Regions from separate parts of the Homo sapiens genome. Here region 1 is linked to region 2. The links are chromatin loops, found by intact Hi-C in ENCODE. Cell type or tissue: adrenal gland. All regions are shown on one strand. Region 1 overlaps PDE9A (phosphodiesterase 9A). Region 2 overlaps PDE9A (phosphodiesterase 9A).

The links. Peaks named below come from ENCODE experiments on the same cell type or tissue, not always from the same donor. Only the 100,000 strongest peaks of a DNase experiment are listed, where the experiment ranks them.
Region 1: a loop joins it to region 2, with 2.5 times the contacts of the local background. A loop is called at or near these places in 12 of 110 quality-filtered maps.

The regions. Positions count from the first base shown.
Region 1 is chr21:42,661,792-42,669,791 of GRCh38, forward strand. The region is part of intron 1 of PDE9A (phosphodiesterase 9A); the gene reads left to right. Among named protein-coding and RNA genes, the nearest start is that of PDE9A, 12 kb to the left of the region's middle. RefSeq lists enhancers at 1-489, 4,246-4,752, 6,248-7,194, 7,195-8,000. In adrenal gland, no CTCF peak of the experiment used is centred here; DNase peaks (open chromatin) are centred at 4,391 and 4,682; H3K4me3 peaks cover 478 bases; H3K27ac peaks cover 1,683 bases.
Region 2 is chr21:42,712,622-42,720,621 of GRCh38, forward strand. The region is part of intron 4 of PDE9A (phosphodiesterase 9A); the gene reads left to right. Among named protein-coding and RNA genes, the nearest start is that of PDE9A-AS1, 25 kb to the right of the region's middle. In adrenal gland, no CTCF peak of the experiment used is centred here; no DNase peak of the experiment used is centred here.

The sequences.
Region 1 (8,000 bases), 51 kb before region 2:
ATGGCTGTGCTGCTTTGCGAAGCTGTGTGCATGTCTGTGGTGTAGCCTGTGTACAGCCTGTGATGCGTCGCAGCGGAAGGGTAGGGGGCTGCCCAGGGAAGACAGATGCGCCAGGTTCCGCTCCACGGAGCTCAGCTACCAGCCCTGGTGGAGAGCGCAGATGGGGCCGATTTGTCATTTGTCTGCGCTTGAGCCCAGCAGCTGTGTGGCCTCCCTGGGGCAAGTCATTCACCCTCTCTGTGCCTCAGTGTCTCTGTGAAGTGGGGGGAAGTTTTTGGAAGATTAAGTGGGCTAATACGCGTCAAATGCTAGAACACACTGGCACTTGGTAAATGCTATATAAGTGTTATCATTTTTGTTTGTTTATTATTTATTTATCCATGTCATGGATTTAAGGCAGTCTAATCTCAGTGCCTGGTGGAGACCCGGGCGCCACCCCCCCAGGTTGTCAAGTGGTCCCTGTGCCTCCCACTATCGTCCCCAGCACGGTGCCGTGTCCGGGCGTGCGTGAAGGGCCAGCTCACCTCACAGCTCTGCTTCCCAGGTTAGCTCCCATCCACCCTCCCCCTACCTGTTTCCTCACCGAAGGAAGGGGCAGAAAGATGCCCTCCATGCCCCTTCCGACTGTTGCAGAGGGATGGAGGACTATGGTACATACACACATATACACGCACACACCCACCACACACACACACCATGCACATGCACATCACACACACGCACACACCATGCACACACACCACACACGTACACACCATGCACATCACACACAAGCACACCACACACACCAAGCACACGCACATCATACACATGCACACACACCACACACACCACACACCACACACACGCACATCCCACACCATGCACACACACACCACGCACACGCACTGCACACACATGCACACACCATGCACACGCACATCACACACTTGTACACACCAGGCACATCACACACAAGAACGCACACCACACACAAGGACACACACCACACACACACACCAAGCACACACACACCACACACACGCACACACACGCACACACCCACCACACACCACACACATGCACATCACACACGTACACACCACACACAGCACACACAAAAACACACCACACACACCATGCACATGCACATCACACACATGCACACCACGCACACGCACATCACATGCACACGCCACGCGCCTCACACACAAGAACACACACCACACACACGCACACCACACACACGCACATATCACACACATGCACATCACATACATGCACACACCACACTTACACACATGCACATCACACACAAGAATGCACACCACATACACGCACATCACACACATGCACACACCACACATGCACATCACACACCTGCATATACATCACACACACATCACACACATCCACATGCACCACACCCACCACACACATGCACGCACCTACCACACATGCATATCACACACATGCACACACACCACACACAAGCACATCACAAACACCACACAGGCACATCACACACATACATACACACCGCGCACACATCACACACATGCACACACACCACACACGCACAGTATGAAGATGACAGAGAAGTCAGCAGAGCCCCTGGGGGTTTCAGGAGTTGAGTGGGGACGAGGCAGGTGGCCACACAGCTCGGAGGGAGGGCAGAAGGCACCCGTCTTCGCAGAGTCACAGTGGGGCTTGCCTCCTATACGTGCCGGAAGGGTGAAGCCCCTTATCTCATTGCCCGATGTGATGAGGTTTGAAGTGGTTGAGCTTGGAGGGTATGGGCTGAGCCCACAGCAGACAGGCCTGGCAGTGCCCCCCGTCTTCCCACCCTGCGGTCATGCAGCCCGACTCTTGGGGGCGGGGTGCCACCGTGATGTGCCGTCACTTGCAGCAGTATGTCCTCATGCCAGGCTGAGACCAGCACTGTGTGACCAGCCTGCCCCATGTCCCTCAGCGCTGTGTCACACTCCACACTGAGGCCCCACTGAAGCATGCCAGGCCCCATCCTATTTCTTCCAGGTAGTCGTCTGCCCAGCACCTCCCCTCCCAGGCCTTGCCCTAAAGCCCAGGCCTCTCAGCATCCAGGACTCTGGAATCTCCCAGGTGTTGATGGCTGAGGTCATCAGCTGGATGCCAGGACACCCAGGATGCTCCAGGTCCTTGCTGGGGTCTGGAGTTTGTGATTCAGCCTCAGTCCCTGTGGTGAGTCCACCATGTGTCCTCAGACAATGGATCAGAGAGCCCCCAGAGGACGGCCCGGGGCCGAGTCGGGTCCAGATGCCAAAGGGGCTTCTCGAGGCATCTCCAGCTCCCACCTGCCCCTCGGAGTGCCAGGCTTGGCTTCTGGAAGAGAAAGCTGGGGGTTTAGTGACTCCAGCCAACTGCTGTGAGCCCAAGGCATCAAACTAAAAATAGCGAGGCCAAGAGGGAGTCTTTGTGTTCGGCTCAGTGGGCAATGGTGCCTCACCTCGCAGCATGACACAGGGCTGATGACACGGGGCACGTTGGTCACAAAGTGCCAGTCTCAGCCTGGCACAGGGACGTGCCACCTGCAGGTGATGACACATCACAGTGGCAGCCGCTCCTGATGGTGCTGCTGCATTGAGTAGGAGCCCAGATCCAGGGAGACAGTTGCAGCAGATGAGGCAGGAGGCCAGCGAGGGGTTCTACCTGCTTTCCGGGCTGGCCTCTGCATGGACACAAAGCAGAAAGGGCATAAAGGTGACCCTGGCCACCAAAGCAGACCTGGAGCAAACTGGACCAGCGCAAGGCCCCGGTGCCAGCACTCAGAGACATTTCTTTTCTGGCAGGAAATTTGTGCTTCATTTTCTAATGAAATTCCAAGGCAATCAAAAGGCAAGGAAAGAGGAGGGAAAGGAAGGGAGGGAGGGAGGGGGTTCCATTCCCATCCGAATGGAAGCCCCCAAGGCTTCTGTAGCTCCCCCCATCACCAACTTCACTCACCACTCTTATCTGATGCCTCCTATTTGGGTACACACGGCCGGGTCGGCCTTGCGAGAGACTCAGTTTCCTCTCGACTTCCGCCCGCCTGCACTGTCACCACGTCCTGCCATTGACCTCTGTTCATCCACTCATGGTCACTGCTGTGAGTTGAATTGTGTCTCCCAAAAAAGTGGATTTCTGTGCTAACCTGTGAATGTCCCGTTAGTTGGAAATAGGGTATTTGCAGACATAATCACATCAAGATGAGGTCATACTGCATTGGGATGGGCCTCAAGCCCATATGCCCGCCATCCTTCTAAGGAGAGGGAAAGGCAGACACACATTTGTCCATGGAAATGAGAACGGAAGACGTAGAGACAGAATCAGGCCATGTAAAGACAGACTCAGAGACCAGAGTGATGCATGTACAAGCCAGGCTCTGCGGGCAGCCCCTAGAAGCTGGAAGAGGCAAGCCTCCTCCCTGGAGTCCTGGGAAGGAGCCAGCCCCGCCCATGCCTCGAGCTCAGGCTTCAGGCCTCCGGAGCCAAGAGAGATAAACCTCTGTGGTTTCATGTCACCCAGTTTGTGGTCTTTGTTATAGCAGCCCCAGGACACTCAGGGGGTTGCCTTGTCCACCCCCATCCTGGCCCTCTGAGGGACTGGTTGGCTCTTAGAAGACCGTTCAACCTGCCCTCTGGTCCTCCTCCCCCACCCAGAGACCCCTGGCTACACCCTGCCCAAGGGAGCTCACCAAAGCCCACAGGGTCCCTGTGATCTTGTCACCTGGGCTCCCACAGGCCAGCAGTGTTGGAACCTGGACATCTGGCTCCAGCCTTGGTGGCCACCCCCGACCTTGCTCTGCTCCTACAGCTCCCGGCCTTCCCTGCCCTGGCCGGCCCTTGCTGAATGTCCCCGCTCCTAGGAAGCCGGATGTGTCGCGTGCAGGTGCCTCTCTGCACTGTAATAACTCCTCACCAGGCACCCTTGGAGCCCAGGATCAAGTCACTCACCTTCCAACCCTGCCCCTGCCCAGAGACTGGCACGAGAACCAGTAACAGTTGTTGAATAATGAACAATGGATGCATGCAGCTCACCCGTGAGAGGGCGTTGCTCGGCTGGGCCAGGGATGAAGCTTCTCCCGCGTGGCTCCACCGTCTATCCCTCAAGCTCCTGATGCTCCCCTGGGCACCTCTGCGCCATGAGGCCCCGTTGAAGTCAGTTGGGGAGGCAGTGTGGACCGTGAGAAGGGAGTCCTAAGCACAGGAAACGCTGCCTTCCTGGGGCCCTAAAGAACAGGCTCACCTTCCCCAAGGGCCTTCAGGCCCTGACATCTAAAAAGATGTTCTTTATCAAAGGGGAAAGCAGCCCTGGGGTGGGGGCGTGGCCACCAGTGCAGTGGGCGTGGCCACAACCGAGAGGGCGTGGTCATTCGTGCAGTGGGCGTGGTCATCAAGAAAGGGCGTGGCTGCAGCCGGAAGGGCGTGGCTATCAGCTCCAGAAGGCCCTTCTTGCTGTCCTTGGACTTGGGTTCTCCTTGTCGACGAGGATCTCAGCTGGAGCTGCCAGGGGCAGGGCTGGCACCAAAGCACTTCTGAAGTCTCCCCGCCTCCCAAGTGTGAGGCTGTGGGGAAGGAGGGAGGGCAGCTGGCTTGTTTCTGGATGAGCCCATCTGACTCAGCAGCTGGGACCCAGCAGGAGCGCAGAGCAGGTCCTGAAGGTGCCGAGGCCCCACCCGCAGCTCCGTCTCAGCTTTGTGAGGGCTGCACTCCCCCGTGTGCATCCGGCGTCACAAAGGACCACAGGCCCGGCGGCCTCCACAGCAGACACCAAGGCCCTCGCGGTCTGAAGGCCGAATTCCCAGGTCAGGCTGCAGCAGGGCTGGTTCCTGAGGCCTCTCCTGGGCTGGCACCTCCTCCCCGTGTCCATGCAGGGCCGAGCCTCTGCATGTCTGTGTCCTCGGCGCCTCGTTTTACAAGGACATCTCATTTTAAAGGCCCGGTCTCCAAATAAGGTCATATCGTGAAGTGCTGGGGTCAGAACTACAGCATGAATTTTGACGGGACACAGTTCAGTCCATAGCACCCGCTTTGGGAAGTGGGAATGACCTCTCCCTTCCCCATCTTCTGGCCTTTGTAACCCTAATGTGGGAAAGCAGGAGGGATCCAGAACGACATTGGGTCACCAAAGAGAGCATCGCAGCCCAAAAGGTTGAAAGGCGGCACCAAGGTCCCGCGCCTGGTGACCGCCGACTCGCCCTCCCGGGCTCCAGGCTGTCCCCACTCCCCCCCGCCCCAACCCCAGCATGTTGAGGCGCCTGGTCCCAACTGCCCATTCACTCCCTGTACACAGACTGCTTCTTTGTCCTCCAGCCAGGGGTGAAGGGCCATGCTGGCGAAACAGCAAACAACCCCAACATGCTTTGCAGCCTGGCCAACCACATGACCAGTTTGAGGAGGTTGGCTGGAGATCACAATGAGGAAGTTGGATGAGGGGGTCCAACTTCTAGCAGCCCATAAGCCTATCCATTCAGACACCAAATCCATGGAAAACAGAGAGACAATATACTGATTTTCAAAAGGGAGACATACCCCAGCAAGTACAGACCAGGGAACAGGGTGCTGACGTGGCCACAGTTCTTAAACTACTCGACTTCATGGATGGGGCACAGTTTTTTTTAAAGGAGGATTTAGAATTCTATTTGGCAGGTGGCATGAAAAAGAGTTTTGAATAGAAACACACCCCTCCCTCCCAGTTGCCTGCCCAGTATGTTTGTTTTGTTCTCTTGAAACAAAGGAAGAGAGTGGTGAGGAGGGAGGGAAGATGAACCAGGAAGAATGAAAGCACTTGGCCTGCTTCTCAGATGGTCTTGGACTGTCTCCGCTCACAGGAGTTGCAGGTTTTTGGGTTTTATGCAAGTTCGGATCACAACAGGCCTCTTGCAAGAACCAGGCATTACCTTTATTCCAAAAGCCTTGCTGGGCCTTCTTGAAAGGACTGGCAGCCACCACTTCCCTAGAAACCCGTGGCAAGTTCCCTCCTCCCGACCCCCTGCTGTTTGGTCCAGGACCCCCTGCAGTCCTGACTGGGACCCACTTGGCCCTTCTCAAGGGACCCAGCACAGGACGTGTGTTTCTGCTTTGATGAACCGCCCTTTCCCCCCTGCAGTTCTAGTGGAATCTCCCCTCCCTTATCCCATTCCCACTTGGAAATGATGATGATGGAATGGGCGATGCCGGCTTACCAAGACATCCAAGCTCTCTGGGTCGAAGTTGGAGAGAGGGGTGCACAAAAAGGATTCCACTCCTGTCTGCCTTCCCCTGCCTCCCCGCTGGGGTGTCCCTTTCCCATGGTTTCCTCTAAATCTTTTCACCCATGTCCAGCCACACCATTCTCACATACTGCCTTGAAACTGGGCTCGAAGGGGCTGCGTGCTGAGAGAAGGTCCTCTCCCCCAGTGATCCTCCAGAGGGGCTGCCGCCTGGGTCCCCCGAGCACCTCCTACCCCACCCTCCCCATTCCTGCCATCCCCAGGGTCCAGGGAGCCCAGATTCCAGGGAAGGGTTGCATTAGCTCCCACTCGGAGTCCTGATGCAGCAGAGACAGACAGAGGCCCTGGGAGAAGTGAGCATGAATTATTAAGACAAGACAAGGGTGAGGCCCCAGAGAGGGGGTGGCGGAAGGGTCATGTTCATGCAGCGAGAGTTGCTTCGAGCTTGAACCGCGTATCCAGGAGTCAAGCAGATTGCAACTGGCGAGAGGCCTTCAGAAATGCCCCGTGAGAGTCCTGTGTGCAGAGCTCCATCTCAGCACACTTCCTGTTCTTTTGGTTCGTCGATTTTTGCATTTTCAGTCCCCTGTGATCCATTATTTATAACAGTGGAGATTGGCCTCAGACACTAGCAGTGAGGAAAACAAAAGCGAAGCTACGCAGAAAAATGACAAGAGTGATGAGCACAGCAGTCATGACAAATGAGCCCTGTGCGGAGGCCCGGGATCCGCGCAGATGCCGGCGCGGGGGAAATGGGCCCTGAAATCCCACCGTCAGGCCAGGCAGCTCTGAGCGTGACCTGGAGGGCTGTTCAGACGGTCTGGGTAGCCGTGTCCTGCGCATGAACATCCTCCGTCGGGAGAGGAATTCCCCACGGATTATCAGAGCTGCTCCCTCCACCCCCCGCCACGTCCCACGCGGGCCACATCAACTCCCTCTGCAGCCTCTGGCCAGCGGCTGAGCCCTCCGTGTCTCCCCTCGTTAATGCCTCCTTCACCATCCCCTCCTGAAGTTTCCCCCATTGCATACACGCGCTGAGGCCCACCCGGTATCAAGGACTCCCATTGCTTGCGAAAAAGATTCCACCCCTCTTAGAACAGAGACCAGGGCCGCTGTAGCAAATGGCCATAAATGCCACAGCTTAAAACAACAGAAACGGATTATCTCGCAGCTCTGGAGGATGGAGTCCAAAATCTGAATCGCTGGGCTGAAATCCAGGTGTGGGCAGGGCCGCGCTCCCTCTAGAGGCTCCCCCGGAGATTCCCTTCCTTGCCTCTTCCAGCTGCTGGTGGCTGCCAGCAGTTTGGGAATTGCGGCCGCATCACACCACCTTTCTGTTTGTTGTTGACATCCCCGCCTCCCCTGCCTGCGGGGTCTTAGATGTCTCTCTCCTTCCCACTGAGTTTCACTCCACATTTGAATTGGATTAACTCATGCCATGTTAGGCAAACGTGCCCCTCAAATCCTTCCACTTAACAGACATTTATTGAAGGTTCCTGTGTGCGGGGCCCAAGAGAAGGGACATTAAATTAGGAGATGAACCTTGGGAGGCCATGGCATGCTTCGGAGCCTCGGCGTCAAAATGACAACCCACACCCCACTTGGCGGTTCATCTGGGGCCCTGGAATCAGCAGACTGAGGCTGGAACCCAGCAATGGCACATGCTGGCTGTATGTTCTCGGGCCTCAGTTTCAACATCAGTGACATGGGGATAGAATCTGCCCAGCGGAGTTAAGTCACCGCATCCCGGAGAGCCGAGTGTCTCATAGAGGCTCCTGGTGTGGTCTCCATG
Region 2 (8,000 bases):
CCATTACATACGATGTTAGCCACAGATTTTTTTGTGGATGCCTTTCATAAGGTTGGAAGTCCCCGTCTAATGTTAGTTTTCTGAGAGTTTTTTGTCTCATGTTCTTTGACAAAATTCTTTGTTAACTTTTATCAAATGTTCTCTCTACAGCTACTGAGGTGGGTTGAGGAGGTGTCCTCTTTTTCCTTGTTTTCTAATGGTTTTGTCCCATAAAGAGGTATTGGATTTTGTTCCAGTACCTTTCTGCATCTATGGGATGAGCATACATATGGTTTTTCTGCTTTATTCTATTAAGATAATGAATAATACTGATTGATTTTCAAATGTTAAAACCACTTTGCTTTCCTAGGGTAAATGCACTTATATTTCCAGGAAATGTTCCTAGGAAATTTCCTGGGGTAAACTCACTTGTATTTCCAGGAAATATTTCCAGGAAAATACTTGGGAATAAATGTAACAAAGTATATGTAGGCCCTCTCCCTGGTGTGTTTGCTTTTTATGTATTGACTTGTTTTTGTTTTTGTTTTTGTTTTGAGACAGTGTCGCTCTGTCACCCAGGCTGGAGTGCAGTGCTGCCATCTCGGCTCACTGCAACCTCCGCCTCCAGGCTTCAAGTGATTCTCCTGCCTCAGCCTCCCGGGTAGCTGGGATTACAGGTGTGCACCACCACACCAGATAATTTTTGTATTTTTAGTAGAGACAGGGTTTCACCATGTTGGTCAGGGTGGTCTCGAACTCCTGACCTCAGGTGATCCACCCGCCTCAGCCTCCCAAAGTGCTGGGATTACAGGCGTGAGCCACAGCACCTGGCCGCTTTTCATGTATTGCTAGATTTGATTTCCTAACAATTCGTTAAGAATGTGGCTGTCTATGCTTAAATGGGATATTGATTTGTAATTTTTTTTCTTGCAGTGTCTTTGTCATGTTTTGATATTGGCCCTATAGTGGCCTCATAAAACACATTGGGAAGTTTACTTTCTTCTGTATTTTCTGAAAGATTTTATGTAATTTTGGTATTATTTTGTCCTATGTCCCTTTACACTTAATGTATTTGGGTTTTTTGTGTGTGTCTTTTTAATAGTTAATAACAATGTATTTTATTCTTGAAAATCACTGAGAGTACATTTTGCATTCTCACCACAAAAAAAAACTATGTGGCATAATGTGTATGTTAATTCACTTGATTTAGCCATTCTACAATGTATATATTTCAAAACATCATCTTGACCATGGGAAATGTATCTAATTTTTGTCAATTTGTTAAAACTTTTTTTTTAATTCCAATTTTTTTTTTTTTGAGGTGGAGTCTCGCTTTGTTGCCCAGGCTGGAGTGCATGACCATGGGAAATGTATCTAATTTTTGTCAATTTGTTAAAACTTTTTTTTTCATTCCAATTTTTTTTTTTTTTTTTTTTGAGATGGAGTCTCACTTTGTCGCCCAGGCTGGAGTGCAGTGGTGCAATCTTGGCTCACTGCAAGCTCCACCTCCCGGGTTCACGCCATTCTCCTGCCTCAGCCTCCCAAGTAGCTGGGACTACAGGCGCCCACCACCGTGCCTGGCTAACGTTTGTATTTTTAGTAGAGATGGGGTTTCACTGCATTAGCCAGGATGGTCTCGCTCTCCTGACCTCATGATCCACCTGCCTTGACCTCCCAAAGTGCTGGGATTACAGGTGTGAGCCACCACGCCCAGCCCCAACTTTTATTTTACGTACAGATCTAAACGTATCACATGCAGGTTTGTTATGTGGTGTGTCGCACCCAGATGGTGAGCAGAGCCCCCAAGTCTTTGTTGATATGGTTGGGGTTAGCTCTCCCAGTCTTTGTTCATATGGTTGGGGTTGGCTCTACCAGTCTTTGTTCATATGGTTGGGGTTAGCTCTACCAGTCTTTATTGATATGGTTGAGGTTAGCTCTACCAGTCTTTGTCGATATGGTTGGGGTTAGCTCTACCAGTCTTTGTTGATATGGTTGGGGTTAGCTCTACCAGTCTTTGTTGATATGGTTGGGGTTAGCTCTACCAGTCTTTGTTGATTAGCTCTCCCAGTCTTTGTTGATATGGTTGGGGTTAGCTCTACCAGTCTTTGTTCATATGGTTGGGGTTAGCTCTACCAGTCTTTGTTGATATGGTTGAGGTTAGCTCTACCAGTCTTTGTTGATATGGTTGGGGTTAGCTCTCCCAGTCTTTGTTGATATGGTTGGGGTTAGCTCTACCAGTCTTTGTTCATATGGTTGGGGTTAGCTCTACCAGTCTTTGTTGATATGGTTGAGGTTAGCTCTACCAGTCTTTGTTGATATGGTTGGGGTTAGCTCTACCTGTCTTTGTTCATATGGTTGGGGTTAGCTCTACCAGCCTTTGTTCATATGGTTGGGGTTAGCTCTACCACGTTGCTATTTGCTGTTTCTTGATCTTGGGTTTTGTTTTTCTGTTCCTCCTTTTCTGCCTTCTCCTGTGTTAATTGAATAAATTTTTGTTTTCCATTTTATTCCTTCTGCTGACTCTTTAGCTGTCTCTTTTTGCATTATTTTTCCTCGGCTGTTGTAAGTGTTACAATATGCATCTTTACTTTTTTTTTTTTTTTTTTTTACAATTGATAGACTTTGTTTTTTAGATTCACGGCAAAATTGAGTGAAAAGTGTGGAGCTCCCACATGTTCCCCCCACACACAGACATTCAGCCTCTGCCACCGTCAACGTCCTGCATCAGATTGTATATTGGTTACAGCCGGGCGCACTGGCTCACGCCTGTAATCACAGCACTTTGAGAGGCCAAGGCAGGCAGATCACTGGAGGTCAGGAGTTCAAGACCAGACTGGCCAACATGGTGAAACCCTGTCTCTACTAAAAATATAAAAATTAGCCAGGCGTCATGGCGCACACCTGTAATGCCAACTACTTGGCAGGGGAATCGCTTGAATCCGGAAGGCGGAGGTTGCAGTGAGCTGAGATTGCATCACTGCACTCCAGCCTGGGCGACAGAGAGAGACTCTGTCTCCAGACAAAAGAAAAAAAAAAGACTGTACATTGGTTACAATCAGTGAACCAACATTGACATATCCTTATCAGCCAAAGTCTATATTCCACCTCAGAATTCACTCTCAGGGCTGTACATTCCCTGGGTTTGGACAAATATATGATGACCTGTGTGTCCCATCCCAGTCTCAGACAGAATCGGTTCTCTCAGGGCTGTACATTCCCTGGGTTTGGACAAATATATGATGACCTGTGTGTCCCATCCCAGTCTCAGACAGAATCGGTTCACTGCCTTCAAAACCCCCTGTGCGCCACCTATTCATCCCTCCCGCCCCAAGCCCCAGATCTTTTTACTGTCTCCATAGTTTGGCCTTTTCCAGAATGTCACATAGTTGGAGTCATACAGAATAAAGCCTCTTCAGGTTTTCTTTCACTTACTAATATGTCTTTAAGATTCTTTTATGCCTTTTCCCGGCATCTTAGCATTGAAGCATATTCCATGGTCTGTATGTATCACAGTTTATTTGCCCACTCACCTATTGAAGAGCATCTTGGTTGCTTCCAGGTTTGGGCAGTTATGAATAAAGCTGCCATAAATATTTGTGCACAAGTTTTTGTGTGCACATAAGATTTTAACACATTTGGATAAATACCAAGAAGCACAATTGCTGGATCTTTTGGTAACAGCATGTTTAGTTTTGTAAGAAGCTGCCAAACGGTCTTCCAAAGTGACTGGGCCATTTTGCATTCCCAGCAGCAATGAACGAGCATTCCTGCCGCTCCACATCCTCCCCAGCTTTTGTGTTTCAGTGTCTTGGATTTTCACCACTCTGATAGGTGTATTGCAGTATCTTCTTCTTGTTTTATTTTGCAATTCCCTAGTGACATATCATGATAAGCATCTTCTCATATGCCTGCTTGCCATCTGCATGTCTTCTTTGAGGTGTCTGTTCATATCTTTTGGCCACTTTTAATCATCCTGAACTTTTCACAATCTATTTAGAATTAATACTGTACCGCCTCACATAAAAAATAAGGACACTGCAGCTATATAAGTCTACTTACTCCCCTCTCCCACCACCTTTGAGTTATTGTGTCATATGTTTTATATCTGCATACATTTTAAGCCCCATAATACAATATTATAATTTCCTTTTTTTTTTTTTTTTTTTTTGAGACGGAGTCTCACTCTCTTGCCCAGGCTGGAGTGCAGTAGTGAGATCTCAGCTCACTGCAACCTCCACCTCCTAGGTTCAAGCGATTCTCCTGCCTCAGCCTCCCGAGTAGCTGGGATTACAGATGTGTGCCGCCACGCCCGGCTAATTTTTTGTATTTTTAGTAGAGACGGGGTTTCATCATCTTGGTCAGACTGGTCTCGAACTCCTGACCTCAAGTGATCCACCCGCCTCAGCCTCCCAAAGTGCTGGGATTATAGGCGTGATTATAGGCCACTGTGCCTGGCCTATAATTTCTTATTTAAACAGCTAGTTGTTTTCTGAAGAAATTATGAAAATAAACTTCCAGATAGTTTTTTAATAGTTGCCTATATATTTGCCATTTCTGATGTTTTTATTTCTTCTCAACTTCCAACTTATATTATATCCCTTCACTCTAAAGCATTTCTTTTTTCTTTTAATGTTTCTTGCAGTGCATATCTGCTAGTAACTAATTCTCTCAGCTTTTGCTGATTGGAACATGCCTTTTTTTTTTTTTTTTTTTTTTGAAATGATGTCTTGCTCTGTCGCCCAGGTTGGAGTGTACAATCAGTTCACTGCAACCTCCGCCTCCTAGGTTCAAGCAATTCTCCTGCCTCAGCCTCCCAAGTACCTGGGATTACAGGCGCCCACCACCATGCCCACCCAGGCACTCCACCCAGGAGGTGGAGGTTGCAGTGAACTGAGATCTCACTACTGCACTCCAGCCTGGGCAAGAGAGTGAGACTCCATCTCAAAAAAAAAAAAATTTTTTTGTATTTTTAGTAGAGACGAGGTTTCACCATGTTGGCCAGGTTGGTCTCGAACTCCTGACCTCAGGTGATCCACCCACCTCGGCCTCCCAAAGTGCTGGGATTACAGGCGTGAACCACCGTGCCCAGGCAAGGAACATGCCTTTATTTTGCCTTCATTGTGAAGGATGAGTTTTCATGGTGTGGAATTCTGCATTCACAGTTTGTTTTCTTCAAGAAGCTTAAAGATGTTGACTCACTTTCTTTCTGGCCTCCATTGTTTCTGATGAGAAGTCAGCTTAATTTGATCATTATTCCTCTGTATGAAGTGTGTCTTTCTTCTCTGGCTGCTTTCTTTGGGGTTTGTTTGTTTGTTTGTTTGTTTTGTTTTGTTTTTGAGATGAAGTTTTTGCTCTGTTGCCCAGGCTAGAGTGCAGTGGTGCGATCTCGGCTCACTGCAACCTCCGCCTCCTGATTCTCCTGCCTCAGCCTCCAAGTAGCTGGGATTGCAGGTGCCCGCCACCACGCCCAACTAATTTTTAGTAGAGACAGGATTTCACCATGTTGGCCAGGCTGGTCTCGAACTCTTGACCTCAGGTGATCCACCCACCTCGGGCTCCCAAAGTGCTAGGATTACAGGCGTGAGCCACTGTGCCCAGGCCTCTGGCTGTTTTCAAGCTGTTGATTTCTTTCCTTTATCTTTAGGTTTCAGCAGTTGGACTATGATGTGCTTCAGTCTCATTTTCTTCTTATTTATCCTTCTTCATGTTCATTGAGCTTCCATGGACTATGAATTTACCTTTTCAGCAAATTTGCAAAATTGTCAGCCATTACGTGTTATATGTGCCATTCTTTCTCACTAATGACCTGTATGTTAGAAAGTTTGCTGTTGTCTTTCAAGTGACTGCAGCTTTGCGGTTTTTTATAATCTTTTTTTTCTTTGCCCTTCAAATTGGGTAATTTCTGTTGACCTGTCCTTGATTTCCCTGACTCTTCCACTGACTCCAGACTTCTGTAAGTTGATCCATGAAGTTTTTTTTTGTTTAGGATATTATATTTTAAAATTCTAAAATTTGCACTTGACTCTTGTTCATAGATTTGTCTCTCGAGACTCCCCTCTGTTTACGATTTACTGACGCCGCTTTTGTTTCGGTGTTTGCACGTACCTGCAATTGCTGCATTAAAGTCTCGTTTGCTCATTTTGGCATCTGAGCCGGCAAGCGTCCAGGGTGTCTGAGGGATGATTTTCTCTTGGCCATGGGTCACATTTTCCTATTTCTTTGCATGTCTATTTTTTATTGTAGACTAAGATTATGAATAACACCTAGGAGAGACATTGGATTTTGTTATCATCCTCTGAAGAGTGTTAATTTTGCTCCAGCAGTCAGTTCCGTTACTCACTGATCATCTGAACTTCGTGCAGCCTGGTTTTATGCTTTGTTGGGGTAGATCTCTAGACTGACCCTTCTGTGGTTTTAGTAGGAAGCCTGAGGTATTTATCAAGCCTCTCTAACTCGACTACATTTAAACTCCAAACTTTGTCTCCTCCACAGCAGGAGCTGAAACCTCTGCCACACTAGGCCCACAAACATGCGTCATTCAGGGATCCACCAAGGAACAGGGTAGTTTATACAGAATTTGGGTCCCACTGCCATGGCTTCCTCCTTTGGGAACTCTCCTTTCCATTTCCATCCTCTCTGACAACCTAAAACTGTGTCATCTGACGCTTCAACCTGGAACTTTCTGCTTAAGTTTTAGCCATCTACATTATAAGGGCACTTTATAGCAAGAAATAGAATATTATTCCATTCTAGGCCAAGTACAGTGGCTCACACCTGACATCTCAGCACTTTGGGAGGCCGAGGTGGGTGGATCAACTGAGGTCAGGAGTTTGAAACCAGCCTGGCCAACATGGTGAAATCCTGTCTCTTCTAAAAAAAATTTTGAAAAAATTAGCCGGGTGTGGTGGTGCATACCTGTAATCCCAGCTACTCAGGAGCTGAGGCAGGAGAATCCCTTGAACCTGGGAGCCAGAGGTTGCAGTGAGCCGAGATGGCGCCACTGCCCTCCAGCCTGGGTGACAGAGTGAGAGTCTGTCTCAAAAAAAAAAAAAAAAAAAAAAGAAATATTCCTTCGTTCTTTTATAGGAGCATAGTACTTCATTTTGTAGATGTACTATTGTGTATCCTACTGATAGATACTTGTGTTGCTTCCAGTCTTGTTTTTACAGCGATCAGATGGTTCTTCTTAATTTCTCTTGCTACAAATGTTGCTGCTGTGTACAACCTGTTAAAGTCCACAGATGGAATAAAAGCTTTGGTTTGCAAAAATGACTCAATCTTTACAAACATTCTGTCATTTGTACCATAATCAATTAGTTTATTGGATCACCGAATTGCCTGACAGAATCCTTCCTGGAACTAGTCTATGGGGTCATTTGGCATAGAGTCAAAGCCTCAGACACGATGAGCCAGAGTTGATTTCCTTTGGCTTCACATAATTAAACTTTCCCAGAGGATTATCAGGTTACAGTGACACACACACAGGCTGTCAGATAATGGACAAAGTCCCAGCAGCGTGTACAACCAGCTGGTGGCTCCCAAATTCAAATTCCCCCAGCGGCATCCGTTCGGTTATTCGTACCCACACCCTCCCTTAGAAGTTTACCCCTCCGCCAGGCGCAGTGACTCACGCCTGTAATCCCAGCACTTTGGGAGGCCAAGGCGGGCGGATCACCTGAGGTTGGGAGTTCGAGACCAGCCTGACCAACATGGAGAAACCCCGTCTCTACTAAAAATACAAAAATTAGCCGGGCATGGTCACGCATGCCTGTAATCCCAGCTACTCGGGAGGCTGAGGCAGGAGAATCGCTTGAACCTGGGAGGCGGAGGTTGCGGTGAGCCGAGATCATGCCATTGCACTCCAGCCTGGGCAACAAGAGCAAAACTCCATCTCAATAAATAAATAAATAAGTTCACCCCACTACGGGCAAGAAGCCACACAGAAAGAAAAATAAAATAGGTATCTCTGGGGTTTTCTGAAGGGAAAGTAAGTGCAGCTCTGTCCCGTCTTTGCAGCTCTA